Regions from separate parts of the Homo sapiens genome. Here regions 1, 2, 4 and 5 are each linked to region 3. The links are chromatin loops, found by intact Hi-C in ENCODE. Cell type or tissue: MCF 10A. All regions are shown on one strand. Each heading gives the region's core, and the rest is flanking DNA. Links, peaks and the distances in the headings are about the cores only.

Evidence for each region. Hi-C counts contacts between places; a loop is a spot of excess contacts. Peaks named below come from ENCODE experiments on the same cell type or tissue, not always from the same donor. Only the 100,000 strongest peaks of a DNase experiment are listed, where the experiment ranks them.
Region 1: a loop joins it to region 3, with 13 times the contacts of the local background. A loop is called at or near these places in 17 of 110 quality-filtered maps.
Region 2: a loop joins it to region 3, with 12 times the contacts of the local background. A loop is called at or near these places in 42 of 110 quality-filtered maps.
Region 4: it touches region 3 in a loop (15-fold over the local background); 75 of 110 quality-filtered maps call a loop at or near these places.
Region 5: it touches region 3 in a loop (10-fold over the local background); 41 of 110 quality-filtered maps call a loop at or near these places.

Annotation. Positions count from the first base shown.
Region 1 is chr4:38,032,572-38,039,054 of GRCh38, forward strand. TBC1D1 (TBC1 domain family member 1) reads left to right here. Exons shown (of 22, transcript NM_001396959.1): 8 at 3,017-3,127. Among named protein-coding and RNA genes, the nearest start is that of PTTG2, 75 kb to the left of the region's middle. In MCF 10A, for the core only: a CTCF peak has its summit at 2,870 (motif pointing left); a DNase peak (open chromatin) is centred at 2,890.
Region 2 is chr4:37,790,814-37,797,296 of GRCh38, forward strand. No RefSeq gene overlaps it. Among named protein-coding and RNA genes, the nearest start is that of PGM2, 33 kb to the right of the region's middle. In MCF 10A, for the core only: a CTCF peak has its summit at 2,920 (motif pointing left); no DNase peak of the experiment used is centred there.
Region 3 is chr4:37,449,514-37,455,996 of GRCh38, forward strand. PGCKA1 (PDCD10 and GCKIII kinases associated 1) reads left to right here and starts at 4,412. Exons shown (of 4, transcript NM_001104629.2): 1 at 4,412-4,527. It overlaps LOC124900691 (a long non-coding RNA gene), which reads right to left. Exons shown (of 3, transcript XR_007058098.1): 2 at 5,967-6,077; 3 at 4,804-5,581. In MCF 10A, for the core only: a CTCF peak has its summit at 3,562; DNase peaks (open chromatin) are centred at 3,628 and 4,378.
Region 4 is chr4:37,563,912-37,570,394 of GRCh38, forward strand. The region is part of intron 2 of PGCKA1 (PDCD10 and GCKIII kinases associated 1); the gene reads left to right. Among named protein-coding and RNA genes, the nearest start is that of PGCKA1, 110 kb to the left of the region's middle. In MCF 10A, for the core only: a CTCF peak has its summit at 3,014 (motif pointing left); a DNase peak (open chromatin) is centred at 3,030.
Region 5 is chr4:37,799,960-37,806,442 of GRCh38, forward strand. No RefSeq gene overlaps it. Among named protein-coding and RNA genes, the nearest start is that of PGM2, 23 kb to the right of the region's middle. In MCF 10A, for the core only: CTCF peaks have their summits at 2,287 (motif pointing left) and 3,587 (motif pointing right); DNase peaks (open chromatin) are centred at 2,312 and 3,592.

The sequences.
Region 1 (6,483 bases), core at 432-5,431, 580 kb after region 3:
CGCCTGTAATCCCAGCACTTTGGGAGGCAGAGGTGGGTGGATCACGAGGTCAGGAGATCAAGACCATCCTGGCTAACACGGTGAAACCCTGTCTCTACTAAAAATACAAAAAAATTAGCTGGGTGTGATGGCGGGTGCCTGTAGTCCCAACTATTTGGGAGGCTGAGGCAGGAGAATGGCGTGAACCTGGGAGGTGGAGCTTGCAGTGAGCCCAGATTGTGCCACTGCACTCCAGCTCCAGCCTGGGTGAAAGAGCAAGACTCCATCTCAAAAAAAAAAAAAAAAAGAAAGAAAGAATTAATGATTTGCTACTATCGAGGATGGTGAAGTTGCATGGGAGATTTTAGGGAGGTGACACCTCACTAATTGTATTTCAGAATTACATTAAGGAAAGATTTGTTTCTTGATTGTGTATAACACCATCGACGTTTATTTCTCTGCTTTAGTGACTTCTGTATGATGTTTAACAAGCTCCATGACGCAGTCTCTGATTCTTAATCAGTTTTTAATGAAAAACAACTGTGGTAGTATACTGTTCCCAGTTGGTCTAATTTCCTTCTTTTAAAAGTGTATTTTGAGGGGAAAAATATATTAATACTCCTCCTCTTACTATATGATTAGCCCTTTAAAATATTTTGAAATAGATGATGATGAAGAATTTCTCCAAGCACAATATACATTTTCTTGTGGAGATAGCCAGAAGGTTTAATTAAAGACACAGGAGAAGAAAGAGTGGGCCAACCATCAGGCGCCTGTACCTGCTCAGAGGCCTCATAATTCCTGTCTGTTTCCCTGGATCATTTTTTTTTTAATAGACTTAATTTTTTTTAGAGCAGTTTTAGGTTTACAGGAAAATTGGGTGAAAAGTACAGAGTTCCCGTATTAGCTTTCACTGTCCCCCACCCCACAGTTTCTCCGATTTTTAACATATCTTGCATTACTGAGGGTTTCTTCATTATAATTGATGAGCCAATATTTGTACATTGATATTAACTAAAGTTCATGGTTTACATTTGGGTTCACTGTTGGTGTTCTGTATTCTGTGGGTTGTGACAGATGCTTAATGTCATGTGCCCATCATTACGGTATCATACAGAATAGTTTCACTGCCCTAAAAATCCCCGTGTTCTGCCTGTTCTCCCACCTCCTCCCTAATCCTTGATCTTTTTGCTCTCTCCATAGTTTTGCCTTTTCCAGCATGTCATGTAGTTGGAATCACACAGTAGCCTTTTCAGACTGGCTTCTTTTGCTTAGCAATATGCACTTAAGGTTCTTCCATGTCTCTTTATGGCTTGATAGCTTATTTCTCATTGCTGAATAATACTCAGTTTTATAGATGCACTACAGTTTCTTTACCCATTTGCCGATCGATGCACATCTTAGTTGCTTCCAAGTTTTGATAATTGTGAATAAAGATGCTGTTTTCAGCTCATTTGGGTAAACACCAAGGAGTGCAATTGCTGGGTTATGTGGTAAGAATGTGTTTAGTTTTACAAGAAACTGCTGGCCTGTTTTCCAAAGTGGCTGTACTGTTTTGCATCCCCGCCAACCATAAATGGGAGTTCTTGTTGTTTTGTGGACATTTGGGCTCAGTGTACCCATAACCCTTTGATCTAGCAGTGTTAAGTTGGGATTGTGGCATTACTGCCACTTTCCTTTTTGAGAATCTAATGCCCACTTTCTCCAGAGAAATCCACTTTTTGCATATAACTTGTAAAATTTTGTAATATTGGGGTTCACAGCCTGGAGTCCAGGTTGAGAGTGTCTGCTGTAGCCTCCAAAATATTTAATATTTCAGTCCGAAATTTGAAAGAACAGGAAGGCCTCAATGAAAACAAACCCTTCTAATCATTAACTATCCTTTCCTTAAGTAACAAGAACAACTTACCTTTAATCTTTTTCGTTAAGAAAGGACTGGGTTTCTTTAAGAAAGGACTGTCAGAAAGTCTGGGTTAGTGTTACCTTTGCTTTGAATGCTTATTATGTGCAGGGTAAAGTTGCTTCCTTAGTTAGCTGGGGAAGAAGTGACCAAGAGTGGTGTTGACCCAGATTCAGATCCTTGTGTAGTTGATCCATTTATGTCACTGAATTTGTTTTAAAGAACAGTCTGGAAATTTGGAGTAGGGAGAGGGGAGGAACAGGCAATGGATACTTGTCAACATAAAAAAAGATGTATTTTCAAAATTTATAGACTAAAAACTTTGTGTATCCCAAAACAATTCATTTTACTTTCTTCATATATGATAAAATCATACATTAAATTAGGTGGACTTTAAAAAAATTCACTCTGGCATTTCAAATCCAAAGCATTTGGGAGCAGGAGGAGACCATAGAGTTTCCTCTGTGCACCATCCTCACTTCAGCAGACAGGGAAGCTAGAATTAAGGGGCTTGGCTTCACACTTCTCGGCAGCAGCCGGAACCTACATGTCCTGACTTCTGGTCCAGTGTGCTGTGCCACGACCCTGTCTAAAAGTTAAAAGGCATAGAGAGAATTTTTTTTTTAAAGAAAGAAGAAAGAAATGTACATGCCATGAAGTTTTGTATGGAAGGGGGTGCCCCATGGGGATTCCACAGAGTGCTTCACGGTGAACACATTCGACATAGGAAATTATGACACTGAATCCCGTTGCTGTTTTCCTTGCCCGTTCCCTAAGAGTTTGTCAATGTTTGGTCATCATGGCCCCTGACCTTTGGGTATTTATATGGATTTTGTGTTTTTCCTCTTGTTTTAAAAACTATTTATTTGTTAAACATTTTGACTGTGTCTCTATCTGATATTAAAGATTCATTTTTAGATGGGAGGACATCAGAGATGAAAAGCTAAATCTGGCCCACTGGCTCCACTGTTCCTTTTTAAAAATTCTCTCTACTTTTAGGATCATTGGTGCCCCCTGGTGAGATGATTGAGTAAAAGCACTAGTTTAGTGGATGGAAGCTGTTAGCATTTAAAAAGACGGCTTAGCAATATTGTTGACGATTAAAAATAAATCCTGTTTCTGATTTTTGTTTTAAAGAAATTGAGACCGAGAAATGAGCAGCGAGAGAATGAATTGATTATTTCTTTTCTGAGATGTTTATATGAAGAGAAACAGAAAGAACACATCCATATTGGGGAGATGAAGCAGGTATGGCATTTTTGTCTCTTGTAATTGTTGCCAAGTCTCTGCCAAGTCTCTGTATAAACAACGTTTTGAGGATTTTCTGAAACTCTGATACCTTTTTTTCTCCCTATGTTTTATTTTCCTTTGTTGCACATAGAGGGGAAATTTGGGAGTGTTAGACTATGTATGCTTGAGAAGATAAGAAAAGTTTCTGCCTGCACCATAGTGGAGGCAGAACAGTTGCTCTAATAAGAGGACTGGCTTAGAGCAGCAAGAATTGAGTGTAAGAGTGGATGCCACCAAGATGAGCTGCTTGGCTTGCAGGGAGCTGGTTTGTCACCTCGCCTTTCTTCTTTGTAAACCTGGAAGGACATTGCATGGCTGCCTTTGGAATTACAAAAAGTACCTGAACGTCCTTTGTGATATAAATGCTAGGTCACAAATCAGATACAATGTTGGCAAGCCTGACTTATGTGCTATTCAGGTTAGAACTTGGATTAATTCCATTTTGCATGGTGGAAATACAGAGTCTCCCTCCCCTCCTCCACTGTCTACAGCCTTATTTAGCTTTTCTCTTTGTGGGGTCTCAAGGCAGAAGCTGGGGCTCTCTGCAGATCTCTCCCTTGGAAGATCTTCAGGTTTGGGAGTCCCTATGTTACATGGTACCACAGACCATTTCCTTTGTCTTTTGGACTCCATGTGAGTCCATTCATAATGAACCATTAATAGCTTCAAAACATACACATTTTATATTTGCTAAAGTTACCTGTTGGCCAGAAATCTAGAGAAAAATCAGTGAAGGATGTACAAGTTTCTCAGTTTCCCAAAAGTATGTTCCCTTTTTCTTTTTGAACACTCCCCACGTACGTGTTCCAAAGACACTTGTGTGCTCAGTGGTGTGCCCTGTCCTACGGCAGCCTTTGCGTCTGGACCCTAAACCAAGTGTGCAGTTTTCATGGGGTGTACACTTAGCAAATCTCCACATAAGGTTTCTACCTTCTAGGTGGCTTTGGCAGTCACGTGCCTTCCCTGAACACTTGGGCTGGTGTACAGTGTCAGCCACGGTTTCTAATCTCATTGGCCAGCCATGAGGTCCTTTAGCAGTGACTCTAACATGAGTATATGACCTGTGTTTTTTGGGGTTTTGACTTGTGGTCTTGGTTTGTAGCCATTCCTCCCTTCCCAACCTGTACCCTTAAGATAGCATTCAAGTTCTGTGTCTCTCCTGTTCATTTTTGGATGGACCAGTTGGTCTAAGTTTTCAGTTAATTCTGGAGTTCATTTTTCAGCCTATTTCTTTTCTCTTTTCCACTCCCTTTTTCCCCTCTTGTGCCACTGATAGCTTTTTCCCTGTTCTGATTTTCTTTTATCTGAGTCAGTCTGACTTGTTCCAACAGGAAATTGATAATTTTGAAGTAATTTATAACTGCTAGAAAGGGGAATGAAGCATTTACGGTGGATGGAAAGTCTTCTTTTACTAAACATTTTGAGCATTTATGGTGAATGGAAAGTTTTGACCTAACTGCAGACTCATTTTTATGGACCAGCATAATATTTTTATGATTTGGGCATAGATCATCCAATGGAGAAATGTGTTTAATGTTTTTTTTTTACCCAAAAAAACATAAGAGTTCAATGTAGAAGTGACTGAGCCTTACAAGCAGAACTGGCATCTGTGTAACACTTTTACTAGGGGTTTCTAAACATCATGAACCAGACGGCTCATGTCTTCGTCTATAAAGAAGCTGCCCTAATCCCCTGATGAGGTTGGTGTACTCCAGGCTGGACACTCTCATGGGCTCTGAGGAGTGGGTTTTTCAGAGCAGCAGCTGCTTTATAGACCCATTAGGCACAGCCTTGAGATTCACTGATAGATCCTTTTCATGTTTTCTGCTATCAGTTTAGCCACGTGGATTTCATTACCTTCTTGTTGCACCTAAAAATTTCTAAAGCTTTTGAAAATGTGGGAAGATGTGACATAGACCGTGGTAGGATCATGGCTTTGACAAAGAACTTCTCTGGCCACAGGACTTCAGAAGCGGACAGAGGACAGTGAGCGCTTCTCTCAGTGCTGTGCGTGTCAGGGTCGGCAGGGAGGCCATATGCGCTTTTCAAAGACCAAAAGAATAGTGCTGGAGAACTGTCAGAGGAGTTGTGAAATAGAAAAAACCCTGAATGAGTCTTTTGATCTTATAGAACAGGGTTCAGTTTGGGCAAGACTTATACATTAAGTTAGAGGCTGTCACGTTTTAGTCAATGGACTTGTCGTTTCCACCTGTATTCACAGAGGTGGTACAAAAATTAGTATGAAATCAGCTGCCACTTACTGAATGTTTGCCAAGTGCCAGATAGAGTTCTCATTCCTTACATAAATGACTCCATTCATTCTACAAGTTTTTTGAGGTAGGTGGTAAAATACCCATTTTATAGATGAGGAAATGGGGAAGAGCAGTCAAGCAGTTACTAGTGAGTAGTGGAGCCACTTTGTCTGATGTCTAAGTACTTTATCTTAATTATTGTGTGTTTTTTTAAGGAGCTTAACAAAATTTAATGCTATATAACTACTTACTGATTTTCTTGGGTCTGTTTTCTAGTAGATAAGATTTTCTTTCTTTTTTTGTGACATTTTATTATGAAAAATTTCAAACATATAGAAAAGTTGAAAGAATTATACCATGAGCACTCATATACCCACCATCCAGATTTTACAGTTTTAAAGACTTTGTTAATTTGCTTTATCATATATTTATCTATTAGTCCACCTTATTTTTGCATGCCTTTCAAATTAGGTGATATCAGTACCCTTCATCCCTAAACACTTTAGCATGTATATCATTAACTAGAATTTAGTGTTTGCTTCCAATTTTGGGGAGATTAAATTTACATATGGTAGGTTATGCAAATCTTAAGTGTACCATTTGTTGAGTTTTGACCACTGCTGCTACATTCAGGTAGCTCAAACCCCTATCAAGATATAGAATATTTTCATCCTGCCGGGCGCAGTGGCTCACGCCTGTAATCCCAGTACTTTGGGAGGCTGAGGTGGGCGGATCATGAGGTCAGGAGATTGAGACCATCCTGGCTAACACAGTGAAAGCTCGTCTCCACTAAAAATACAAAAATTAGTCAGGTGTGGTGGCGGGTGCCTGTAGTCCCAGCTACTAGGGAGGCTGAGGCAGGAGAATGGCATGAACCCGGGAAGCGGAGGTTGCAGTGAGCCGAGGTCGCACCACTGCACTCCAGCCTGGGCGACAGAGAGAGACTCCCTCTCGGGAAAAAAAAAAAAATTTCATCCTACCAGAAAGTAGCCCTATATTCGTCTTCTAGTCAGTCCTCACTACCCCTTCCCCCAGGTAACCACTGTTTTGATTTTTTTCACC
Region 2 (6,483 bases), core at 616-5,615, 340 kb after region 3:
CATTCATTCTCCCTAGTAATCATGTACTGCCCCTAAACAGAATTACCTATATTCCCCATCTCTCCCCCAGCCTCTGAAATAAGGCTATATAAGTATCTGGGCCCCACTGGGATTTGGGGGTGATATGGTTTGTGTGTTTCCCCACCCAAATCTCATCTTGAATTGTAATTCCCACAATTCCTATGTGTTGTGGGAGGGACCTGGTGGGAGATTATTGAATCATGGGGGCGGGTCCTTCCAGTGCTGTTCTCATAATAGTGAATAAGTCTCATGAGATCTGATGATACTAAAAAAGGGAGTTTCCCTACACAAGCTCTCTCTTCTCTTGTCTGCCACCATGTGAGATGTGCCTTTCACGTTCTGCCATGATTGTGGGGCCTCCCTAGGCAAGTGGAACTGTAAGTCCAATAAACCTCTTTCTTTTGTAAATTACCCAGTCTCGTGTAGGTCTTTATCAGCAGCTTCAAAATAGACCAATACAGCAAATTGGTACCAGCAGAGTGGGGCACTGCTAAAAAGATATCCAAAAATGTGGAAGCAACTTTGGAACTGGGTAACAGACAGAGGTTGGAACAGTTTGGAGGGATGAGAAGAAGATGGGAAAATGTGGGAAAGTTTGGAACTTCCTAGAGACTTGTTGAATGGTTGAATGGCTTTGACCAAAATGCTGATAATGATATGGACAATGAATTCCAGGCTGAGGTGGTCTCAGCTGGAATAAGGAACTTGTTAGGAACTGGAGCAAAGGTGACTCTTGTTATGTTTTAGCAAAGAGACTGGTGGCATTTTGCCCCTGCCCTAGCAATTTGTGGAACTTTGAACTTGAGAGAGATGATTTAGGGTATCTGATAGAAGAAATTTCTAGCAGCAAAGCATTCAAGAGGTGACTTGGGTGCTGTGAACAGCATTCGGTTTTGAAAGGGAAACAGAGCATAAAAGTTCAGAAAATTTGCAGCCTGATAATGTGATAGAAAAGAAAATCCCATGTTCTGAGGAGAAATTCAAGCCTGCTGCAGAAATTTGCGTAAGTAACGAGGAGCTGAAGATTAATCCCCAAGACAATGAGGAAAATGTCTCCAGGGCATGTCAGAGGTCTTCATGGCAGCCAAGAAGGAGGCCCAGAGGGCTATGAGGAAAAAGTGGTTTCGTGGCTGGACCCAGGGTCCCCTTGCTGTGTGCAGCCTAGGGACTTGGTGCCCTGCGTCCCAGCCACTCCAGCCATGGATGAAATGTGCCAATGTAGAGCTCAGGCCATGGCTTCAGAAGGTGCAAGCCTTCAACCTTGCCAGCTTCCATGTGGTGTTGAGCCTACCCGTGCACAGAAGTCAATAACTGGGTTTGGGAACCTCCACCTAGATTTCAGAGGATGTATGGAAATGCCTGGATGCCCAAGCAGAAGGTTGCTGCAGGGTCAGCATCTCATGGTGAATGCAGTGCAGAAGGGAAATATGGTGTCAGAACCCCCACACAGAGTCCTTACTGGTGCACCACCTAGTGAGGCTGTGAGAAGAGGGCCACCATCCTCCAGACCCCAGAATGATAGATCCACTTACAGTTTGCACCATGTGCTTGGAAAAGCCACAGACACTCAACACCAGCCCGTGAATGCAGCTGGGAGGGAGGCTGTACCCTGCAAAGCCACAGGCATGGAGCTGCCCAATATGATGGGAACCCACCTCTTGTGTCAGCATGACATGGATGTCAGACATGGAGTCAAAGGATATCATTTTGGAGCTTTAAGATTTGACTGCCTTGCTGGATTTTGGACTTGCATGGGGCCTGTAGGCCCTTGGTTTTGGCCAGTTTTTCCCATTTGGAATGGCTGTATTTACCCAATGCCTATACTCCATTGTATCTAGAAAGTCACTAACCTGCTTTTGATTTTACAGGCTCATAGGCAGAAAGGACTTGCCTTGTCTCAGATGAGACTTTGGATTGTGGACTTTTTAGTTAATGCCGAAATGAGTTAAGACTTCGGGGGACTGTTGGGAAGGCCTGACTGATTTTGAAATGTGAGGACATGAGATTTTGGAGGGGCCAGGGGTGGAATGATATGGTTTGGCTGTGTCCGCACCTAAATCTCATCTTGAATTGTAACTCCCACAATTCCCATGTAGTATGGGAGGGACCCAGTGGGAGTTAATCGAATTATGGGGGTGGATATTTCCCATGCTGTTCTCATGATAATGAAAAGTCTCACGAGATCTGTTGGTTTTACAAATGGGAGTTTCCCTGCACAAGTTCTCTCTCTCTCTTTGCCTACCACCATCCATGTAAGACATGACTAGCTCCTCCTTGCCTTTCACCCTCTCTCATAACTGTGAGGCCTCCCCAGCCACGTGGGGATTGAAGGGCAGAGAAGGGCAGAGAAGGGCAAAGGTAAGTCCAATAAACGTCTTTCTTTTGTAAATTGCCCAGTCTAAGGTATTTCTTCATCAGCAGTGTGAAAATGGACTAATACAGGGGTAATCACTGGTTCTTCCCTGTGTGCACATTAATAGACTGGTATCCCATTTCTCCTATTAATCTCCTTTTGTGAGTTGGATGTTCAACAAACCTTCAAGGGGTGAAACAGAAGATTTCCATCGGCCCCAGTCTTCCCAAAGGCACAGAGGTTAGGGGTTTCTCAAATATAGTTTGGTGGGCAAAGGATTAGGGTTGGGGGGCATGTTGATTTGTTGGGTCAGAGATGAAATCATAGGGAATGTCACTTTATGTATTTATATATATGTTTTTCCTCTCTGTGTGAACCTCACATGTATGATTTTTGTTAAATATATTCAGTACTTACTTTAAAAAAAAAATACATTCTTTTGTCTAAACTAGTGGTTCTCAAGAGGTGATTTTGTGTCCTGCTGCCAGGGGACATTTGGCAATGTATGGAGACATTTTTGGTTGCCACCACTGGGCTGTTGGGGGTAGGTGAGGTTCTACTGTCATCTAGTGGGTAGAGGCCATGGATGCTCCTAAACATTCTGCAGTGAATAGGACAGTCTCAAACATCAAAGAATTATCCTGTCCAAAGTGCCAGTAGTGCTGAGGTTGAGACACCTGCTCAAACTCAAAGACCAGTAAAAATTTAGAAAGAGAGAGAGAAAAGTAGAGTGCTTTTGAGTCCCCTTAAACTCAGGCTTAGCTCTTAGTTGTATTGATGTAATTATAATTTATTTGCTGTGTTATTTTTTGGCAGTGTAACCACCCAACCACCCACTGCTCACACAAAATTGACTCACTGAGACCATAGCATTGCAGTAAAGAAAGAGTTTAATTGGCAGAGCTGGCCATGCCATATAGGAGATTAGGGGTTTTTAAAATGCAGTTTGATGGGCAGGGGAGTAGGGTAGGGGGCATGCTGATTGGTTGGATAGGAGATGAAATCATAGGGAATTGAAGCTGTCTTACTGTGCTGAGTCAGTTCCTGGAGCCGGGGTGGGGTGAGACAGGACTTGTTGGCAGGTCCAGGTGGAGCCATCTGGACATCTCCAAAAGGCAATCTTAGCTTCTACAATAGTGATGTTATTTATATTTGCAAGAGTAATTGGGGAAGTTTCAAATCTTATGACCTCCGGAATAATGCCTTGTAATTATTTCTAATTCAAACCCCTCTTATCCTCCTAACTTGGTGGTCTTTCATTAGTTTTACAAGAACAGCTTAGTTTTGGAGAAAGGCTATTATCATTTAAACTATAAACTAAATTTCTCTCTAAGTTAGCTTGGCCCACTCCCAGGAGCAAATACAGTCAACCTATGAAGCTAGAAGCAAGATTAGAGTCAGCTATGTCAGATTTCTCTTACTTTCATAATTTTGCAAAGGTGGCTTCAACAGTGCCTGTAATTACTTTCATTGTAAAGTAACATATTTTTATAACCCAATGACAGTAACTAGATGTTTGATATCATCTGTCTATATTCTCTTACCTACCTTCTTTTATATCACATTATTTTAGTCTGAAAGCAAAATAATCCCTTAACATCCTTTCTAAAGTAAAATGATTTATCCAGTTTTGTTTTTTTTTCTCTATCCCAATCTTAGCATTTCACCTAGGAAAGACTACAGACGTGTTAATCCATGCACATGATTGTTGGGACCATAACAGTTAGATGGCCATCATTGTGTTGCTGCAATTAACCTCTTTCCTCCAGGCTTACATGCTTACCACTTCTATGCTTCACAGAGAAATCATGTTCTCTGGGTACCTATACTCATCATTTCCTCCACTGATCCTTGTTATTTCCAATTCAACCAGTCTCATCTATGCTTCCCTTTTTGGAGCTCTGTTGCTTCTTAAAAGGAAGTTTTTATTGAATTTGTCTTCAATCAGCTCTCTCCCTTCAGAATTCTGTGTATCTGCTCTCTTCCACTTAGTGGAAGTGGTACTTGGTCAAATACATGTCGGTGATGGCGCTCACATTTTGGTTCATACAGCTATTAAACATGTATTTTCTCTCCAACTAGAGAAGCTCCTTTTGGGCAGGGACAATGTCTCACTTTTCATGACATCCTGAAGCACCAGGTATAGGACTCAAACAAAAAGGCATCCATTGACTATTGAATTCATGAGTAAAATGTAGATAATAAGTTTATATATTTGAGATGACATGAGCATATGACTTTATGTCCTCAGAGTCCTAATTTGGCCACCATGAATTGAAGGAAAAGCATCTCATTTCCATGACAAAATCTTTCCTACAATAAAAATTGTAAGTAAGCTTGGATACATTTCACATGACTAACTCATGACCAAAAAGAAACTTGATCTGTGACCTTCAGTAACACACTCGATTTAGAAAATGTGAATGGGCTTAATGATTAGTGACGGTTGCTAAAAATTAAGGCTTTAAAAAATCTTATTTATGTGAATACTAAAGCTGCACACACCTGGAGGTATTAGTTGATGTCCTTGTTGACCTAAAAGGAGGAGGCTGAGGCACAAAATATAATTTAAAGAATTTACTTGAGCCAAAGGGAAGACAGCTGTTGAGACGCTCTTCCCAGTTGCACTGGGGAGTGCTCTGTTAGCTTTTGTTGTAAGCAGGTTTCTAAAGGCAAAGGGAACAAGGAATGGTCTGATGTAAAGTTCTTTGACAGGAATTCTCACTGGTTTTCAGAGAATAACATTGCTTAATGATTGGCCATGCACTGTGGGACTGCAGGATATAGTGTTATAGTGTCTGGCATATGGCATTTGATGGCTACTTGGCATCAGTTAGTCTAGAGCCCACATGGCAAGTGGCTTCAAGAGATAATTATTTAGTTCAAGGGGGAGTGATGTGACTGCTGTTTCATTCAGTGCCTTTTGGGGCCTGATAATTTAAAGGGGCTCTCATTCTTCAGATAAAAATTTTCTTTCCTTCCTTTTTCCTCCACACCATTTTGAACAAACTTTCTGTTTTCTTAGTTATCACTTTCCTCCTAATAGTCTTTAGAGCAAACAGAGCAAGTAAGCCAACCAGAAAAGCCACAGAAAACACACTTTCCATATACCTACCGTCTATTTTCCTCTTAGACGCATACTTGATCCTACGACAAAAGACTTGTCTCCAAATAAATCGATTTAAAATATGTGAAACATTATATCTTTTAAAAAGTGACGTTTCATAATAAAACTATGTCTACTATGCATTTGCTTTGAGTTTTTATAACTTTCCAAAAAAGTTTTCCTCTTGCCGGTAAATACGTATCCTATTTCTACAGCTCTGGGATGGTATCTATTTATTATACATTATTTATCTCTAAAATGTTTTACTAAGCCAAAAAGGAGAAGAACACATCATACGGAACAGTACCCTGTGTAAGGAGGGAAGTGTCAGAGACTCCATAGTGTACTCCCAGTGTGACCAGTGAGAGCTACTGCCCTGCCCTGAGTTGAGATGTTCTGAAATAGCTATTGCATTTCTATGTGCCCTCTTTTTCTGCCATTATTAGCAAACAGTTTTCATCCATTGGCTGACAAAACTGGAGTAATGGATAGTGCTGGACCAGCAGTAAAGAAACAAGGAATATCAGCCTGAATGTGGGAATGCAAGTTTTAGTGCAATTCAACAGCTATCAAGGAAAAGGTCAAGGAGGTCTAGGATAAGGGGCGGCAGGCAAGCGGGCATCAGTGGAGGCCCTTTGACTTTTTGAAGAGCTTCAGAAACAACACTATAGCCTGGAAAGGCTGATCTACACTGGAAGACATGGTAGCTCCTGGCAAGGAATGACCCCAGCCGAGAAGAGCAACTGCTAATGCGTGATGAAGGATGGATGAGGCCTGGGATGCAATGGGCTCATAAAGCACTGACTACCTGGAGTCCGTGAGAGCTCTCATTTCCAGTAGGAAGTTTCACTGTCTCCAGGGCAAATGAAGGATATGTGGACATTATACATTTTTTAAAAAATTTAAGTGCAAGCATTTTTGTTCTCCCCATTTATTTGTTCATTCATTCGTTTATTCAACTAACATCCATTATGTGTTCTTTGCTGCACGCTGAAGATACAAA
Region 3 (6,483 bases), core at 781-5,780:
CTTCAGTAATAATAATAACTGTTCATGCTTACTGCTTATGTTGCACCAGGCACTGTACTTGGAGCTTTGCATGTACTAAGCCATTTAAACTTCACAACAGCCCTGTGAAGTAGGTACTGTTAGCATTCCAAATGTATAGGTAAAGAAACCTAGAAACGGGTCCAGGGAGAATAGCTGAACAAGATTTCAGTGCACTCTCAGTGTCTTTTTCCTTAACTTTCTCAAAGTACATCAAAACAGAGCATTTAGTATCTAGTAGGCACTTAGAGATCAATAATGACCTGCAAGGTGTTTTCTAACTTGCAGGTGGGAGACTGGGCTAGCTCTGAAGATCACTGAAATTTGCTGCAAACTCTCACGTTTTTCAGGTATACAGAAATAGTTGATGAATTCATTAATAGAAGGATGGGGAGGAAGGAGAAGAAGGGTGATGACTGAGGAGTTGTCTCTCTCATAAATTCCCTTTGCGCGAACGAGCAGGACCAAGGGGAGCCTTCCCACATGCCCTTTCTTCCATCTCTTGCCTCTTGGATCTGAGAATCCACACACGCACCAAAAAATATTTTTAAAAAACAGAAACAGAGGAGTATTGGTGAGCTTAAGTGATGATACATAGGAAATAATCTGAAAGCTAGTATCTAGTTGTCATGAAATAATTGTTCTCAGAGAAACTTTAATGTGTTACGAAAATAAATTATTCTGGTTTATTGCCTGCATCACATGGCTGAGACTAACGTGTTCAAAATTTACCACCACTGAAAACAATTCCATTACTTACAAAGGGTAATATCTTTAGGTTGAAAAGGCTAAACCCCTCTCCTTTTAGTTCTCAAAGAAAATGTAGAGAAGTTAATAAATATTTGCAAAAAAGCATTTCAAATAAATAGAGTTTGTTTAAATATCTTCTTTCCTAGAGCCAAGAACACAACAGTCAACACTGTATGCTTGCTATGCCCAAGGCATTATGCTAGATCCTGGAATGATTTGAAAAGTCACGCATGACTCCTGCCATCCAGAACCCTACAGTCTAGAAGAGACACAGCTAAACCAGATGAGACTGATTTCAAAGTTAGTAAGAGTGAGAGCCAGGTGCTGAGGATACACTACAGAGGAGCAATTAACACTACCTGAATATCGAAAAGGTTGACCCAGAGGAGATAGAGCTGAGGCTAGAAGAATAATTAGGACTTAGCTGTCAATGTCAGAGAGACATTTCAGGTAAAGGAAGCTGCATGAGCAAAAATGGGCATTGAAGCATATTTCAGGCGACTTCAAATGCTGTTGGGATTTTAGACTTTATTCAGTAGTCAATAGTGTCACTGAAAGCCAGGGGCCCAGCCTAGGTCCTGTTGCTCACTACACAGAAAGCCAATCACTAAGGCAATGAGTATTGTCAGGGAAGAAGGCTTTATTATGGGTGATATCAGCCAGAGACAGGAGACAAGACTCAAATCTGAATCTCCCCTGGCTAAAGTTGGGGTTTATATGGGGGGAGAAAACAGGCAGGGCAAGGAAGAGGAGTTGCTCAATAGGCAGCAGGTGTCTAGCATCTCACTGTAACCTCCTATAGGAAAACAGGAATTAGGGAGGGTTAAGGAAGAGGAATTGGTCAACAGGCAGCAGGTGTAAGTTTCTCAAGCTTCAGTGCTATGGGCATTTGGCTTGTTGGAAAATTGCGCTGGTTTCAACAGGGAGCTGGGAAAAAAAGTTTTGGGGAAGGGCAGTTACTTTGTCAGATGGCTTTCAGATGGAAAAGATCAGAAGCTGGGAGACCAGTAAAGACCATGGCCATGATCTCAGTTAGAAAGTGTTAGAACCTGATCTTAGAACCTGCTTAGAGTAGGGGCAATTCAAGATTTATTTCAGGGCTTAATGGATAGAGGTGTTTGATGAAGGGGAGGGAAAACTCAAATAATTCCAGTTCCAATTGGAATTGAGTAGATAGAATTACAAATGTAAAGTGAACAGGGGATGAAAGTGGGGGAAAATCACAAAACAAACTTGGACCTAGAGAGTTTAAAAGTAAGACATCCATCTAGCCCATTAGAAATAGTCTATCTATCCCATGGAGAAAACTCAAATAAAAACCCACTCAGTTCTTTCTTTCTCAGTAAGGAGATTGCAATGGATTGCAAGGAGCCCTTACTGCAATGCCTAATATGGTGTGGGGAGTTTTTTGGGCTATAACATAAACGGATACCATAATGTTTTTAATGTTGTTTGTTTTTTAGAACTCTTTCACAAATTTGGAACCATGTTGATAAATCCACTCAAAAAAATTAGCTTTCCTATCTTTCATGACTCATTGGCTGGGAACAATTTACATGTCAGTGAAAACATGGGCACACCTAAAAAATGAAGTGAATCATGGTGTTTTCACCCTGGTGTGCATCAAGAAACCATAGGTTTTTCTTCCATATGTTTTACAAGGGCCCCTCAGATCTCAATTTGGCATTCCAAGAGATCTGCAAGAAGTACAGATTACACGTTGTATGGACACATGGAGGGTTCAGTTTCAGTGTATCAACATGACAGATTACATAAAACTGGTAATCTAGGGATACAAATAAAAGCAGCACCTCTAGCTTTATAGAATGCCAGCCCTTACTATTTAATAGATGAGGGGAACTTCGCCAGCTACCTGTGCATATTCAGAGCAACGGTTCGCAAACTGGAGTAGGTACCACTTGCTAAAACACAGATTTCTTCACCCTCCCTCCCCAACTATTTCTGAATCAATACGTCTGGGGTGGGTCCCAAGAATTTGCATTTTTACTACATTCTCTCAGATTATGCCGATGCTATTAGTCTAGGAACTGCACTTTAAAATCTAAGGCAGGCTGGGGCGCGCGGTGGCTCAGCTTGCAATCCCAGCACTTTGGGAGGCCGAGGCGAGCGGATTGCTTAACCTCAGGAGTTCAAGACCAGCCTGGGCAAGTTTAGGAGAGCCCACCCCCACCCTAGTCTCCACAAAAATAATAATAATAATAGTAATAATAATAATAATAATACAAAAATTAGCCGAGCATGGTAGCATGAGCCTGTAGCCCCAGGCACTCCAGAGGCTGAGGTGGGAGGATCCCTTGATCCCCAGAGGAGGAGGTTGCAGTAAGCTGAGATCGCATCACACTCCAGCCTGTGTGCAACAGCCAGACCCTGTCTCAAATAATAATAAATAAATAAATAAAATGAAACCCAATACAAATACCAACCCCTTTTTCGACAGATAACCTACTTGATAAATGTATCAATATCCTGTAGACAATTAAGTGTCGACTATAAGTTGGACATGAGTGCCGTTCATTGTGACAAAGGATGTAAAACCACATATAACTTCCTGCAAAAATCTAACACTTTACAGCGTGCAATCCCAGCACTGCAAAATTAGAAGGATTCAAAAAATGGAGTGTTCAAATTCTCAAAAGCCTGGCAAATATCATGTGAATGGGGCTGGCATCATTAAAGTAGATACATTGAAAACCCAAGGACACTATGTCCATCCTTAGATAATACTCTGTCCAGATGCCTCTCCAATATCCTATTTTATTCTCTTGCTGGATGAGTTGAAAAGAAGAGAGAAGAGGGTAAGCTAGGTGGCGCAGTTGCTTAACACTTTTTTTGGCAAGCTCAGCATTTGCTTTGGAGCACAGGTGAAAAGAATGTCCAGTCCTTAAGCAGAGTCAGTTCTCCACCCGCCTTAGGTATATGGATTGTAACAGCTACGAATGTGGAACTCAGTAGATTGGATGCAGTCTTGTGGCCAATGCCCTAAGACCTCAGGAAAAGAAAGGGATGGAGGGGGAGTGGGTGAGGAGGGGACGGGGAACCAGGAGTTCATTGAACTCCCCCTGGGGCCTTTAGGGTGCAGGCGAGTGTGTGCAACTTCCCTGGTTTTTATCGTGGTGGTGGCGCCCCCGCTGTTTCTAGGTCCATGTAGCTCATACAGGGCTGGCCATGGAACTCACAGCAGGTCTAGGCGGCGAATGCCAGAAATAAGGAGGAAACTGAAAAATGCCAAGTTCTCGGGGTTTGGGAGTACACAACTATTTGCCAGCGGGTGCATTTGTTTTGTGTATCCCCGTACTCCAGTCCCTTGATCATAGGAAGCTCCCTTCTCTCCAGCGCAACATTGGAGTAAGCACCCCGGAGTTTCCCGTGATGGCAGGCGGTTGGCGCGGTCGTTTGTGCTCAGAGGCCAACAAGCGCGTGGATTTTCTGCTTCAGTGCGCCCGGGACTGCCACCCCGGCCCCGGGGATGTCGGACATCGTACTCCAGGGTTTCGAGCCCTAGCCCCGCCGCATCCTCGGGGCGTGCAGGTAAAGGGTTACGCGTGTCGGGAAGGCTCACCCGCAGCCCGGGCCACGTGACGCGCGGGCCCAATGACAGCGCTGGGGCGGCCGCTGCGAGCTCGGCGGGCTCAGGGCAGCGCGGAGCCGCTAGCGTCTCCCGGCGCGGCTGCCCGAGGCCGGCGAAGCCATGGGCGCCGGGACCCCGCCGCCGCCGCCGCCGCCGCCGTCTGGCCCCAGGTAGGGACAATCCCCCGCCCCGCGCGCGCAAAGAGGGCTTTAGTCCTGCGGAACTTGGCTTTGGGGCGAGCTTTCCCCCACTTCTCTCCGAGTCGCCTACTTTTAAGTTTAATTTCTTGATTTGCTTTTGCCCTGAAAAAAAAAATTAGAGACGCAATTCAAAGTTTGATGACTTCGGGAAAAGTCACGTAATTCAACAAAGGGGCTCTAAAAGGGGCAAAACTCGGGTGGGGGGAGGCGGACTTTTACAGATTCCCAAAACCAAAGACCAAGGCGTTTGTAAAGCTTGGCGTTTAATTGGTTGTGTGAAACATTTTTGCTTTTAAATCCCTAACTAATGAACTTTCAACGGTGCATGCGAACTTGAAAAAACTGCAAGAGATTTTACCTTAGATCTGTGCCCTCCTCCCCCATTTTAAGTATGTTTTTTAATAAAAAGGAAATGGAATGTGACCTCTGCTGTTTCTTTGAAATGCCCTTGGGTCCCGGTATTTGCCCCCCAGGGGTGCTGGCGGCCTGGGCAGTGGGTAGGGGTGGGGGAAGAGGTCAGGGTGCCAGGAGGCCTCACGTAGTGAAAAGAGGGTGCCAGGTGCAAACAGTTAAATAGTCACAAACTGTTTGCTAAATATTTAATAATTAGGCAAGCATCTCCCAGCTTGGTTACTTAGGTTGCATTGACCTTGGCAGCCCTGATGAGGCGAGATTTTCACAAAGTACTGGTGAAGAATTTTTCCGGTGATAAAAGGCAAGGATCAATGCTTTTTACCCCAGCATGGCAATTGACCTTAAAAACAAAATTAAAACTCCCTGTGATGACTTAGTACATTTTATGTTACTTTCCATGGCAGCATAGATACCTGCCCCATGATGGATATTTGCCCTGTGAATTTAGAGAAAGTTTGTGCTCCAGAGGTGGTTCAAATCATTGAAGAATAGGGCGTTTATTTTCTTCCTGTCACTATTTATGGGAAAGAATTACGGATGGTCCTTCTTGCCCTGGTTTGTGGATGTCCTTGGTGGTTGCAATCAAGCAAGCTCTTATGAGGAATAATATCTGGAGAAAAGAAGAGAAGCATTTGAGAGTTGAATGAGAAAGAAATGGAAAGCGGTTACTGCTTTTAAACATAATAGAGTCTATATTTGTTGCCTACCCCTCCCCCTTCCCCATTTAATCCTTCAGTTGATACTATTTTAGGAAGGATAAGACAGATGTTAAAGATCATAGACCACCTTACTGGTCCCAGCTGTGAAACACTGTCAGGAGGCAGATAATTGAAACAAGGTACATAATTGAAACAATTTGAAGCTCAAAGGTAAAGTTAAGTTCTGGAGTTATTTGTATTTCCCTAAAGTGTGAAGAGTCAGCTAACAGCAAGCTGCCTGGGTCACTGAGCAGAAATGGAACAGATGCTGAGACAGGAAGGGAAGGTGTGGCTTACTTCTCTTCTTGGCCCATTCTGTGTCTATCCTCTGATCCTGCTCCGTGCATTTATTCAGCAAGTATGATCTTGGTCCTCAATGGCTCCGGAGATTTAGATAAATAATGATACCTAAAGAGAAATAGGGCCAATCTTTCCTGTGTTTCAAAGAGCTTTTTGGATATCTGGGATTGAAGACAAAACCTTGCATACCAACTCAACACGTTCCATTATCCTAAACATGGAATGATTCCCTTGACGTCCCACCCAGACCCTCTCTGAGCCGGAAATACAACCTGGCTAAGCTCCGGCCAGAATCCATTTGCAGCCCAAGGGCAGAGCACAGGTAGGGCCGGCCCCTTTCCTCCTAGAACAGCCCGCTCTTGGTGCCCGGAAGCCCATTCACGGTGCTTCTTGGAATAGACGCCAGTTTCCAAATAATTGAATACCAGCCTTCCAGTAGCTAGGTTTCCTCTCCCTAGACTGTGTTTCACATTCCCCTAGTTACACAATTTTTCTGGTAACCCTGAATCTTGGG
Region 4 (6,483 bases), core at 736-5,735, 110 kb after region 3:
GGAAGATTTGGTCAAAACATTGCCCATTTCTACACAGTGTCTAAATGGAACTAGCACCCAATGGTTAAAGAATATTCTCAGCCAGGGACAGTGGCTCACCTCTGTAATCCCAGCGTTTTGGGAGGCTGGGACGGGTGGATCACCGGAGATCAGGAGGTCGAGACCCGCCTGGCCAACATAGTGAAACCCTGTCTCTACTAAAAATACAAAAAATTAGCTGGGCGTGGTGGCAGGCACCTGTAATCCCAGCTATTCAGGAGGCTGAGGCAGGAGAATCACTTGGACCCGGGAGTCGGAGGTTGCAGTGAGCCAAGATGGCACCACTGCACTCCAGCCTGGGTGACAAGAGTGAGACTCTGTCTCAAAAAAAAAAAAAAAAGAAAGAAAAAAAACCGAATATTCTCGCAGACAATTGCCATGAACATGCAAACGGCCAACATTTCCTAAGCACCTACTATTTGCAAGACACATATTGCCAGCCCTGTCACATGCTTAAGTCATGTGATCCTCATAGGACCCTGACCAGTACTTCTGGTAATGCAGCCATAAAAATGAAAGTTACCATGCACTGATGCCAGGGGTGTCTGACTTTTTTATTTATTTATTTTTTTTGAGATGGAGTCTCACTCTTACTGCCCAGGCTGCAGTGCAGTGGCGCGATCTTGGCTCACTGTAACCTCCGCCTCTTGGATTCAAGTGATTCTCCTGCCTCAGCCTCCCAAGTAGCTGAGATTACAGGTGTCTGCCACCATGACCAGCTATTTTTTGTATTTTTAGTAGAGATGGGGTTTCACCAAGTTGGCCAGGCTGGTCTCGAACTCCTGACCTCAGGTGATCCACCTGCCTCGGCCTCCCAAAGTGCTGGGATTAAAGGTGCGAGCCACTGTGCCCAGCCCGGTGTCTGACATTTTTCAGCAGATCCTTTAGTAATGATTGATGCTGAGCTTGTTAGAAACACAGGCTGTCAGGCCCCACTCAGAGCCAGGTGGATTCCTCATGACCCAGTGCCCTGTGCTCCTATCTGTCTACAAGATTCCACCCCGTACACACACACACGTACACACACACACACAGACACACACACTAGTCTTTATTCATTAACAAACTACATCTTGTCTGCTCCAAACAGGAGCCTACTTCCAGGAATTTACAGTCCAGAGAATAGGGACATAGCTTCTCAAACTTTTCCCTTAAACTGTCCCCACGAGGGTACAGGAGGATCTGGGAGGCTGGGGAGTGTGGAGAGGATGACCACAAGCTACTGGCAGAACTTGACATCTCTGTGTGCCTTCCGTTTCATTCTAGTCATTCACACAAATGTTGCCTTTTCACCCATGATATTCTGAGTTAATTTTATATAACAAATAATGGGCTTCTCCCCCCAAAACCTTCGCATGGGGCCATATTTATTTTGTGGCTTACCTTTCCCTCCCAGCTCATGGCCATGTATCCTCATGTAGAAGGGGGGGCTCTGAGATTGGCTCACAACACGGGCAGCCTCTGGATCTGGGAGAAGTGCAAGGTCAGCCATGGAGGAGGAGCAGCACCGGGTCTAATCTGGGGGAAGGAACAGGACCCCCTTGACTCCACAGACACCTTCCTCCCCCAGGCTCTTCCACAGAGTTATTGTCCAAATGTACAGTGGGCAGAGACCAACCCAGATGGAGTTCTGATGTGCAGTGATTGTGTGAAGAGGCCTCTGTAGAATTTCAGGAGCCTTTTGACCCCACCATTGCTTGGCCAGACCAGAATAAACCCAATGTCTAGCCAGTGCTAGAGGAAGCCCTGGTCTCATCAGGCTTAAAGGTGACAGTAACTGTGATGGTTAATATTGAGTGTCAACTTGATGGGATTGAAGGATGCAAAGTGTTGGTCCTGGGTGTGTCTGTGAGGGTGCTGCCAAAGGAGATTAACATTTGAGTCAGTGGGCTGGGGAAGGCAGACCCACCCTTAATCTGGGTAGGCACCATTTAATCAGCTCCCAGCGAATATAAAGCAGGCAGAAAAACGTCAAAAGGTGAGACTAGCCTAGCCTCCCAGCCTACATCCTTCTCCCGTGCTGGACACTTCCTGCCTCAAACATCGGACTCCACGTTCTTCAGTTTTGGGACTCGGACTGGCTCTCCTTGCTCCTCAGCTTGCAGATGAGCTATTGTGGGACCTTGTGATTGTGTGAGTTAACACTTAATATTACCTCCCCTTTACATATATGTCTATCCTGTTAGTTCTGTCCCTCTGGAGAACCCTGACTAATACAGTAACCATCTAAAATACCACATCACCTACTTCATAACCTTGCCGCATAGCACAACACCTACACTACTTGGGCCATAATTTTTGTTTCTTTTTTTGTTCTTTTTTTTTTATTTTATTTTTTTTTGCTTTTTGAGACACAGTCTTACTCCATCACCCAGGCTGGAGTGCAGTGGCCTGATCTTGGCTCACTGCCACCTCCACCTCCCGGGTTCAAGTAATTCTCCCACCTCAGCTTCCTGAGTAGCTGCGATTACAGGCGCACATCACCACACCTGGCTAATTTTTGCATTTTCAGAAGAGATAAGGTTTCACCATGTTGGCCAGGCTGGTCTCGAACTCCCGACCTCAAGTGACCCACCCATATCGGCCTCCCAAAGTGCTGGGCTTATAGGCACCCAAAATTCTTGTTTCTGAGGCTTTTTATTTTATTTTTTGAGACAGAGCCTTGCTCCATTGGCCAGGCTGGAGTGCAATGGCACAATCTTGGCTCACTGCAACCTCTGCCTCCTGGGTTCAAGTGATTCTCCTGCCTCAGCCTCCCAAGTAGTTGGACTACAGGTGCACCACCACACCCAGCTAATATTTGTATTTTTAGTAGAGATAGGGTTCCACCATGTTGGGTCAGGCTGCTCTAGAACTCCTGACCTCAAGTGATCCGCCCACCTTGGCCTCCCAAAGTGCTGGGATTACAGGTGTGAGCCACCGCGCCTGGTCCTGAGGCCTTTCTTGTACCAAGTCCTTCTCTTGAGATGAGTAAAATAACCGCTATATCCTGCCATCTGCTGGTGAATTGATGCAACTGCACCTATAAAATTCAGCCCAAATCTAGAGAATCCAGTTCTCTCTTGCAAAAGCTATTGGAGCACAAACTGCTTCTTGCATAATCCAGCGGACAAAAAAAAATAAAATAAAATAAAATAAAATAAACTTACTAGGATGGATGCCAGAAATATTATAGTAATAAAAACAATAACAACATTAATAATACCTTCACTATCCTACTTTCAACTTTTACAACCTTGGGCAAGCAAGTTATATAACCTCCCATTTAGTTATCTATAAAATACTGGTTCCCACCTTAAAGGGTTGTTTTAAAGTTGAAATGAGTTAATACATGAAAGATGAAAGTCCCCAAAACAGTCCTTGGCACATAGAAAACACTCAGTGGCTAACTGCTTATTGTGATTAAGTACTGGCTGTATGCCAGACATTATAGCAAGCGCTATGCATACTTATCTTAGTGTTCAAAACAATCCTCATAAACTGTAACTATCATCATTCGCGTGTTGCAGATTAGGCCACTGAAACTCACGGAGGGGAAGAAACTTGGCTAGAAGTCACAAAGCTAGTAAGCAGTGGAGGTGGAATTGCTGACTACTCTGATCCTAAGTCACTCGCTTAACCACTCTGCTGAACTGCTGGTGTGGTGTGATCAATCTTCCTGAATGTTCGTCTAAATGCCATCCGGCTTCACCAGAATCAATCTCTCTCTCTCTCTTTCTCTCTCACACACACACACACGACTATACGCTCTCCCAGGGAGCACCCGGGTGCCATCATATCCCCAGAACCTAGCACAGTGCCTGGTGCATACCAAGACCCAGTGGAGCCATCGTGAAGTCAGCGATGTTGCACACAGCTGTGAGCATTCGTCACACACCTGTCTTAAGGATAGCAGGCTAATTACTAGATGGGGGGAAAAAATAGTATCAGATCTTGAATAAAGGGCCACATGAAATGTTTTTCAATCTATGAAAATGTCTGTGATATGCTATCGTAAAGACTACAGGAGGGACAAAAGGAGTGACATCATCACTATGTTGTAATAACAACAAAAAAAACCACATTGAATGTGTTTCCACATTCAACATGGATATCAAAGATCCTGTGAACCCAGCAGCAAGAAAGTCCTAGGACCAGGCCCTGGCCTGTTCCTCAGCATTCCTACAGTGGAAGCACCTCTCAGGTGCACAGGGCCGGCAAGGCCAGCCTTGGTAAAGGCTAGAGAGGCAGCCCTTCTAGTGGTATGATTCCAGAGGGTTCAGGGCCACCTGTCACTGAGAAACACCAATTTCAACCCAGACATTCTACCCTCAGAGGCTGATTTCTTTGGCTCCTGGGAACTTATTTTTTTACATAGTTTTCTTTAAAATGCAGGAACACCAGGAGGCCCAGGGTTGCCACCAGTGCTCTGAAAACCACTCTGCCCTCCTGCCTGGCAGCATGCACCTCTCAGCCCATTCCCAGTGGAGAAGGGGGGTCACTTTCTCCATCAGGAGTCTCCCTGGTCTGAGAGCCTCGTCCCTCTCAGGGACTTTGCTGTTACACACATTCTGTCCCAATCTCACAGTTCCTCCTGGCAGAGGCTGAAGAGGCATTTCCAAAAGAGCTGCAGAGTTCAGGGAATAAGACAGAGAACTTGGCCTTTTATCATTCAGTCAAGATCATGGCCTGGGGTGAGTGTGGACGTAGGACCCAGAGGGCAGTATTGCGAAGAGCTAGTTCACAAACCACTGGGCGTGGTGCCCCACGTGCAGCACGGAAGTACTGAAGCATGCCTTCAGCATAATTCTCAGGATTTGATGTGATAACAACAAGGAAATCAAGTCAATGAGTTGAAGTTCCCCTTTTTTCCCACTTTATCGTTTAGATTGTTAAATTTCAAAGAGAGCTTTGATTCACAAACTCGTTTTGCAGATAAAGAAACTGAGGACTCAAGAGATTACAGCCTGGGCAACAAGACAAAATCCCATCTCTACCAAAAAAATTAATAAATAAAAATAGCTGGACACGGTGGCGTGTGCATGTAGTTGCAGCTACTCAGGAGGCTGAGGTGGGAGGATTGCTTGAGCCTGGGAGGCAGAGGTTGCAGTGAGCCGAGATGATGCCACTGTGCTCCAGCCTGGGTGACAGAGTGAGACCCTGTCTCAAAAAAAAAGGGGGGGAGAGATTAAACAACTTCACCATGTCCATGCCATTGGTGATGGCGTTATGGCTAGGAGGTAAGAAGTGAATTTCTTTATTTTTATTTTATTTTATTTTATTTTGAGATGGAGTTTTGCTCTTGTTGCCCAGGCTGGAGTGCAATGGCAAGATCTCGGCTCACTGCAACCTCCGCCTCCCAGGTTCAAGCAATTCTCCTGCCTCAGCCTCTTGAGTAGCTGAGATTACAAGCACCTGCCACCACGCCCAGCTAATTTTTTGTATTTTCAGTAGAGATGGGGTTTCACCATGTTAGCCAGGCTGGTCTTGAACTCCTGACTTCAGGTGATCTGCCTGCTTCGGCCTCCCAAAGCGCTGGGGTTACAGGTGTGAGCCACCACGCCCGGCCCCGAGGAGGTGGATTTCTTATACCTGGGCACAGACTTTGCCTGGCTAAGTTCACCCAAACACCATATAGCTTAATTAGTTTGAGGAGTAAAACTCCAGTGATAATTAGGACTGTCATTTTGATAGCAGATTTTTCAGAAGTATTCTACAAAACATGAGATCTGTTGGTTGTTAATAAGTTTGTTATGAGAAAAAAAGTTCTGTAGCCCAATAATGTAGGGAAATAATCGGGTTAAACAGAGTGAAACAGTTCCTTCTCATAACCATGAATTTCTTCATCTTTAATTTCTGTTGTTCCCAAACCTGTTTTGACCAGGGAGCCTTTTCCAGGGAGAAAACCCATGAGCACTTCCCTGCACACAAATATCCCGTCAAAGCCAGCGCTAGACCATGCTAACACTTCTATCCCAGCACACTGGCTATTGAGAATGCATGAAATGGACTATTTGATGGTGCTGATAACAAAAGTCTGCATATAATCCTTTTTTTTTTTTTTTTTTGAGACGGAGTCTCGCTCTGTCGCCCCGGCTGGAGTACAGTGGCGCCATCTCGGCTCACTGCAAGCTCCGCCTCCCAGGTTCACGCCATTCTCCTGCCTCAGCCTCCCGAGTAGCTGGGACTACAGGCGCCCGCCACCACGCCTGGCTAATTTTTTTTTTTTTTTTTTTTTTTTTGTATTTTTAGTAGAGACAGAGTTTCACCGTGTTAGCCAGGATGGTCTCGATCTCCTGACCTTTTGAGCCGCCGACCTCGGCCTCCCAAAGTGCTGGGATTACAGGCATGAGCCACCGCGCCCGGCTGTCTGCATATAATCTTTCAAGTTCTCTAAAATAACAGAAGCTTAGCCTCTGTAGGAGAAAAGTAAACACATCAGAAAAATTTGTCCCGTGAGTTTTC
Region 5 (6,483 bases), core at 545-5,544, 350 kb after region 3:
TCACCTGTCTGCAAACTTCAGCCTTTGTTTTTTGACTGTGTCCCCTTCTTTGTTCCCACATCCTGACTTTGGATCATTGCTGGGGAAAAAAAATCACATTCTTCAGATTGGAACCAACTGAGAAGTTCAGGCTCTATAACCTCAGGCACAATCCTTCCAGGAATCCTTAGCTCCTCATCCCATTCCCCCAAAGAGCCACTTCAATTCTTAGACATTCTTCTCAAGCCTCACTTCCATCATCTCTTGCCCTCCTCATTCCCAAGAACTTGCAGCAAACAACATAACAACAAATAGCTTGTCTCTGATTCACAGGCAAACTAGAGACCATGAGATACAAACTTGACTGAATAAACAATCACTGTATGAAATCGTTGCAGCTACACTCATTATGTAACTAGTATCTTGTGCTTCTCTTTTTCACCTTAAGGTTATTTTCCCTAAAAAACTACCAAGTATTTACATAGACCACATACACTTTTTCTGCTTAGAGAGTATGTTAATATGTGTGTACTGTGTGTGTGTGTGTGTGTGTGTGTGTGTGCATGAACGTATGACACACGTTTCATCTTTTTGTTGGAATAAACTCTCCCTTTCTGTTTTTTTTATTTTGTCCTATAAATGGAGCAGCTATAACTGGTGTCATTTCTTTTTAGTTAATTCCTTTAGGATATATTTCCAAAATAGAATTATTGGGTTAAAGGGCATAAAGAATTTTTAGAGAGCCAGCTGCATAATGCGAATTTATTCTCCAGAAAGACGTAACCCTTCTGCAGTGGAAAAGCATATTTTCTTTTCCGATGGTGATGGTGTAGCCCTGGCTACACTGGACATTATTATTGCTATTAATTTTGTTTCCTGTTTTATATTCCTTTTATTCTATTGGCTCATAGACTCTTTTTCTATGAGATAATATACTATCTGTTGTTTTGGATCACCTGTAATCATCTACTAAATGTATTCTACCTGTAATTCTTACATGCATGTGCTCATTATGTTTGAATAATGAGGTTTTTATCAGATGTTTAGTGTATTTCCTCTACCTTGTTTACTTCTTTCAATATTTATTTTAATACAGCACGTGTATGGAAATTTTAGTTTGACTTGACATATTTGATCATATGCATTGCATCTCTGGTCATAGCCTGTACTTCTTAAAACTTCAAATAGGCTGGGCACAGTGGCTCACACCTATAATCCCAGCACTTTGGAAGGCTAAAGCAGGAGGATGGCTTGAGTCTAGGCATTTGAGACAAGCCTGGGCAACATAGAAAGAACTCTCTCTACAAAAAATACAAAAATTAGCTGAGTATGGTGGTGCCCACCTGTAGTCCCAGCTACTAGGGAAGCTGAGGTGGGAGGATCACTTGAGTCTGGGAGGCCGAGGCTGCAGTGATCCATGATAGTGCTATGGAACTCCAGTCTGGGCACCAGAGCGAGACCCCGTCTGAAAAAAAAAAAGAAAGAAAAAAGTTTAAAATACTTATTTCTCCTCCACAGCTGAATTACATTTGGTATGATGTTTTCAAAAGATTTTTTTTCATTAACAGTTGCCATGAAATATTTAACTGTTTGACCTATCTGAAATTCACTTCAAAATACCATATGAAATATGGATCAAATTTAATTTTTCTCCATGCTGTTATCTGTTTGCTTGACAATATTTATCAAACAGTGATTTATCCCCCACCCCCACTACCAGCACTTTTTAAAACTCCTGACAATGATTTTTTGATCCAATATTTTTCATTGTGCAGTCAAAGGAATTAATCACTGGAGGCAACTAATATAGGCCTGAAAGCTTTCCTTTGAGAAGCAGGGATTTTTGGCTCCAAAAATCCCACTGGTCAGCACATGGAAAGTTAGGCCTAAAGGGATTTAAAAATTATTTTGTTCAACTCCTCTCTTCTATTACAAATGAGGAAACTGAGGCACCAAGGAATTAAATACAGTACAAGTCACTCTGCAAGAGATGTGGGAAAATAATGGAGAATTAAGGCAAGTAACTAGAAATTAGGGACATGGATTTCAGATAAAAAATAAGCAAAAAAAATGCTGCTAATATATACTAATAATGTATAGAAATACACAGCTAATAATAAAATATAGCACTACTAATAAAAATATACAGCTAATAATAATGGCAGCTACCAGTAACCGAAGATGTACTGTAGGCCAAGCACTGTGCATCTCTTTGAAGGCCCATGCTGACTCGTTAGGATATGTATTATTATTCCCATTCCTGTCCCTAGTAATTTGCCCAAGGGCTGCCACCAAGTGGCAGGAAGCAGGTCCCAGCTCTGTTTCCCTGACTCAGAAGGAAGCATTTTTCCACTGCACCACACTGCCTCCCAGCTACCTGGTGATAAAAAGCAAGGCATGCCAACCAAGCTCCCACTGAAGAACCTACTCCATTAAAACAAAAACCAATCATCTACTAACTTCGTTTGAAACTGATTAAAAGAGCCATCCCAATTACTAAAATTGTGTGACCTGGGACAAATCAAGTGACCACTTTAGAACTCGATTAACTCAGCTGTCAAAAAAGGGCAACAGACAAGATGATCTCTAAAGTCTCTTTCAGTTTTAATATCCTAGGATTCTAATTTCCACTGTCCACTTTTCATTCTTCCATAAGTAATAAAAATAGGAAGAGTACAAATTTCAAAAAGAAGTAGAACCCATTTTGATTTTATTAAAAATATGTTTCCAAAGCATAATTTTAGGGCCAATAAAATTCTTTATGTGAATTAAGTTTAAAATGGTCATAAAAAAATGAAAATAATAGATTAACTAAACTATTTAACAATTATTTTAAACTAACATGTAATACAAAAAAACTGATTTAACAGATTATTTGAAATACAATGGTACTATAAGATGATATGGGTGAATAAATATTATGTTTGACTTAAGGTTAAAAAATAATAGTAATAATAAACAAGTGCCCTCTTAGTTAACAAGGAATACGTTTTATTTAAGTAGATTGTAATGCCTGGTCAAAAAATATATATTTATTAATTCCAAACTACTAATGCTATAACTTCAACTTTTCTTTTTTAGCAATTATTGACTAAATTGTAATTTTTGCTTACATTATTTTCATAGAATATTGTGTAATATACACATTAAATGAAAGCATGTGTTAAATATTCAGGCTAAACATGGTAGTCCCCATTAAATCTTAGATCTTAGTAGGTTTTTCCTTTTTGAAAAGAAATCGAATTCTGGAATGCTTTCCCATCACTGCTGTTAATACAGGCCAAAAGAGGTATCCCATGACAAGCATTTCTGTAGTTGTACCTTAAATCTTCCAAGAAAGGAGCCTAAGGTATCCCATATGTTGAAAAGAAATAGATATTAAGATAAAAAGGAAATAGAGATTTAAAAAAAACTAAACTAAGTCACATTATGAAATGGAAATTTAAAAATCCTTACCTGGAGTTTTCTAAAAATAAAATACTTTGTACTGAGTAAGAATAGACACAGAACACCAAACAAAATGCCTCTTCGTGGTGTGATTCTATGAGTTTTTAGTATTTTTTAAGTCCACATTTTTCTAGTCAAAATCTTTAGCAATATGAGACATATTGCCTGAAGAGGGCACCCTTTCCTTTAACACCAAAATCTATTTGCTAAACCCCTAATATGTAAACAAACCTGTGGGATAAAAGCACTATATCAACTTCATTTTCAGTAGCAACGCTGTTCCAAATTAAGTTAAATTTTTAGTCAAATATACATATATAAGCGTATATTATTTATATAAATAATACAGCTTCAAGCATGAGAAGAAAAATGACTCCTGTATGCCCAGGATTAAATTTAGGAAATAGAAACATTCCAGTAACTTGGAGGTTCCCATATGCTTCTCCCAGTGTACCTTCGTCTCTCATCCTTAAGGGAATCACTTTTCTGAATTTTGTCTTTACAATTCCCTTGCCTTTCTTTATAGCTCTGGGGTTTGTTTGTTTGTTTGTTTGTTTGTTTGTTTGTTTTGAGATAGCTGGAGTTCACTGGTGTGATCTCAGCTCACTGCAGCCTCTGCCTCCTGGGTTCAAGCAATTTTCGTGCTTTAGCCTCCAGAGTAGCTGGGATTACAGGTGTGAGCCACCTCGCCTGGCTAATTTTTGTATTTTTAGTAGAAACAGGGTTTCGCCATGTTGGCCAGGCTGGTCTCAAACTCCTGACCTAAATCTATCTGCCTGCCTGAGCCTCCCAAAGTGCGGGGATTACAGGTGCAGGGATTACAGGCTTCCCAAAGTGCTGGGATTACAGGCCGCCTCTGGCCTCTTTATAGTTTTATTAGCCATATATTGTTTAATTTTGCCTTCTTTAACCTTACTATAACTGTATCAGGCTGTATGAATTCTTCTGTGACTTCCTTTTTTGATCAATATTAAGTGATTCAGATCCAATCATACTGATACATGTATCACACTGATACTGGTACATGCATTTTTGGCACTGTGCAGTGTTCCATTCTATGACTATATCAGAAATTTTTACTTATTACCTATGCTTCCATGGTAGACTTTTTGTTTTGTTGCTGTTACAGGTAACACTGCTGTGAACTGTTATGCATGAGCCTGGCAGCACATATACACAACAGTTCCTTTAAGACAGAGATGGGCAAAGCATGACTCCCACAGGACGAACCCAGCCCACTGCCTGTTTTGGTATGGCCCACAGCTAAGAGTAACTTTTACATTTTAAACGGGTGTAAAAAAAGAAAAAGGAAGAGAAGAGTGTTTTGTGACATGTGAAAATTATATGAAATCTAAATTTCAGTATCCACAAATGAAGTTCCATTGAACACAAACACACCTAGTCACTTACATGTTGTCTATGGCACAGATCTCCGGAAGCCCAAAACTTTTATAACACTATCTCAGCTTTTACAGAAAATGTTTGCAGATCCCTGCTGTAGGTTAAAAATGCCCTAAGATGGACATTTGTGTTTCAGGTGTAGAGGGGAGAGTGAGTGAACAGGGAGGGGGTCTTTTGTCTATTGGTCTCCCTGGACTGAAGAGAGGGAGAATAGAAACCAAACACTAGGATTCTCAAAATGGTTTATTACCCAGAACTCTCTGTCTGGGTCAGTCAAGAACCATTTTCAAACAAGGAGATGGAGGGAATTTTTAATTTTTAATTTTTTCTTTCCATCTTCTAAGAAGGTGTTGGTACTCTGTTTCCCTGAATGTTGTTCTCTAGACTGGATTGATTTGTTTTCCTTGTGTCTTCAGTGCAGTTTTCTTCCTCAATGGTGTAGGTTGAGTGAATGCTGCCGTAGTGTGTGAGAGACTAGTGTCTCACCAGCTGGCACTTAAAGACATACAGTCACAGTAGCGTGACTGACACTCATAGACGTGCGGTGACAGTAGCAAGAGCAATCACAAAACTGTAATTTACTTACCAAATTTCTTCTTTTCCATTACCTCGCCTGCCTGTTTAGAGAAAGAGAAAGAATAATTTTAAAGGGATTTTGAGGTGTCTTTTTGGATCCTTATTGTTTCAAAGGGAATTTGGTGGGGCGGTGGGGAGGCAAACTCTTTTTAAATAAATTCCCTCTGAAAAAAAAAATCCAAAACACTGGCATCTGAGTAGGAATATGAAAATTACGCCTTTTCCAAAAATTAAGAAAAAATGTCTTTACAAAATAAGAATAATTTTTGAAAGGTAGAACACTCTTTTTTATTGGCAGTTTTGATAAGCAAGGCATAGATTTTACATTTTTGTCCTTGCTTCCACTGAAATGGGATAAACAAAAATAAAATACCATCTATTCATGGAATGTTGTGTTAGCCAGTCTGAAACCCCATCCTAATTTTTATATAGCCATCTTTTAGCTCTTCCTTTGACAGAGCAGGCCTTGTTTGGAATTGTTCTGCTTCTGACTGTTAAATATCTGTAAACCAAAAATAAAATTCTAAGCCCCACCCGCCCCCCAACCATCTGAATGGACTTCCTGCCAGGGCACTCTAAAATTTATCCTGAAAGACTGGTTCAGGCCGTGATGGGAAGTGGAGGATAAACAGGCCTCATTGTATCCCTCCAGCTTTAACATCAACACAGACCTTAAGTCTGAAAAGAAACATTTACGATCCATTCTCTCTGAATCCTGCTACCTGTAGGCTTCATCTGCACACTAAACTTTGGTCTCCACAACCTCTTTCAACCAATTACCAATCAGAAACTTTTTAAATCTACCTACAACCTGGAAGCCCTCGCCTTCCTGCACGTTTCAAGTTTTCCCACCTTTCTGGACCGGACCAGTGTATATGTTAAATGTGTTTGATTGATGTCTCATGTGTTCCTGAAATGTGTAAAATCAAGCTGCGCTCCAACCACCTTGGGCACATGTTCTCAGGATCTCCTGAAGATTTATTCTTATGTGCAGAATAAATCTCTTCAAAGATTTTAGAGTTTGACTCTTTTCTTTTCTTTTCTTTTTTTGAGACAGAGTCTTACTCTGTTGCCCAGGCT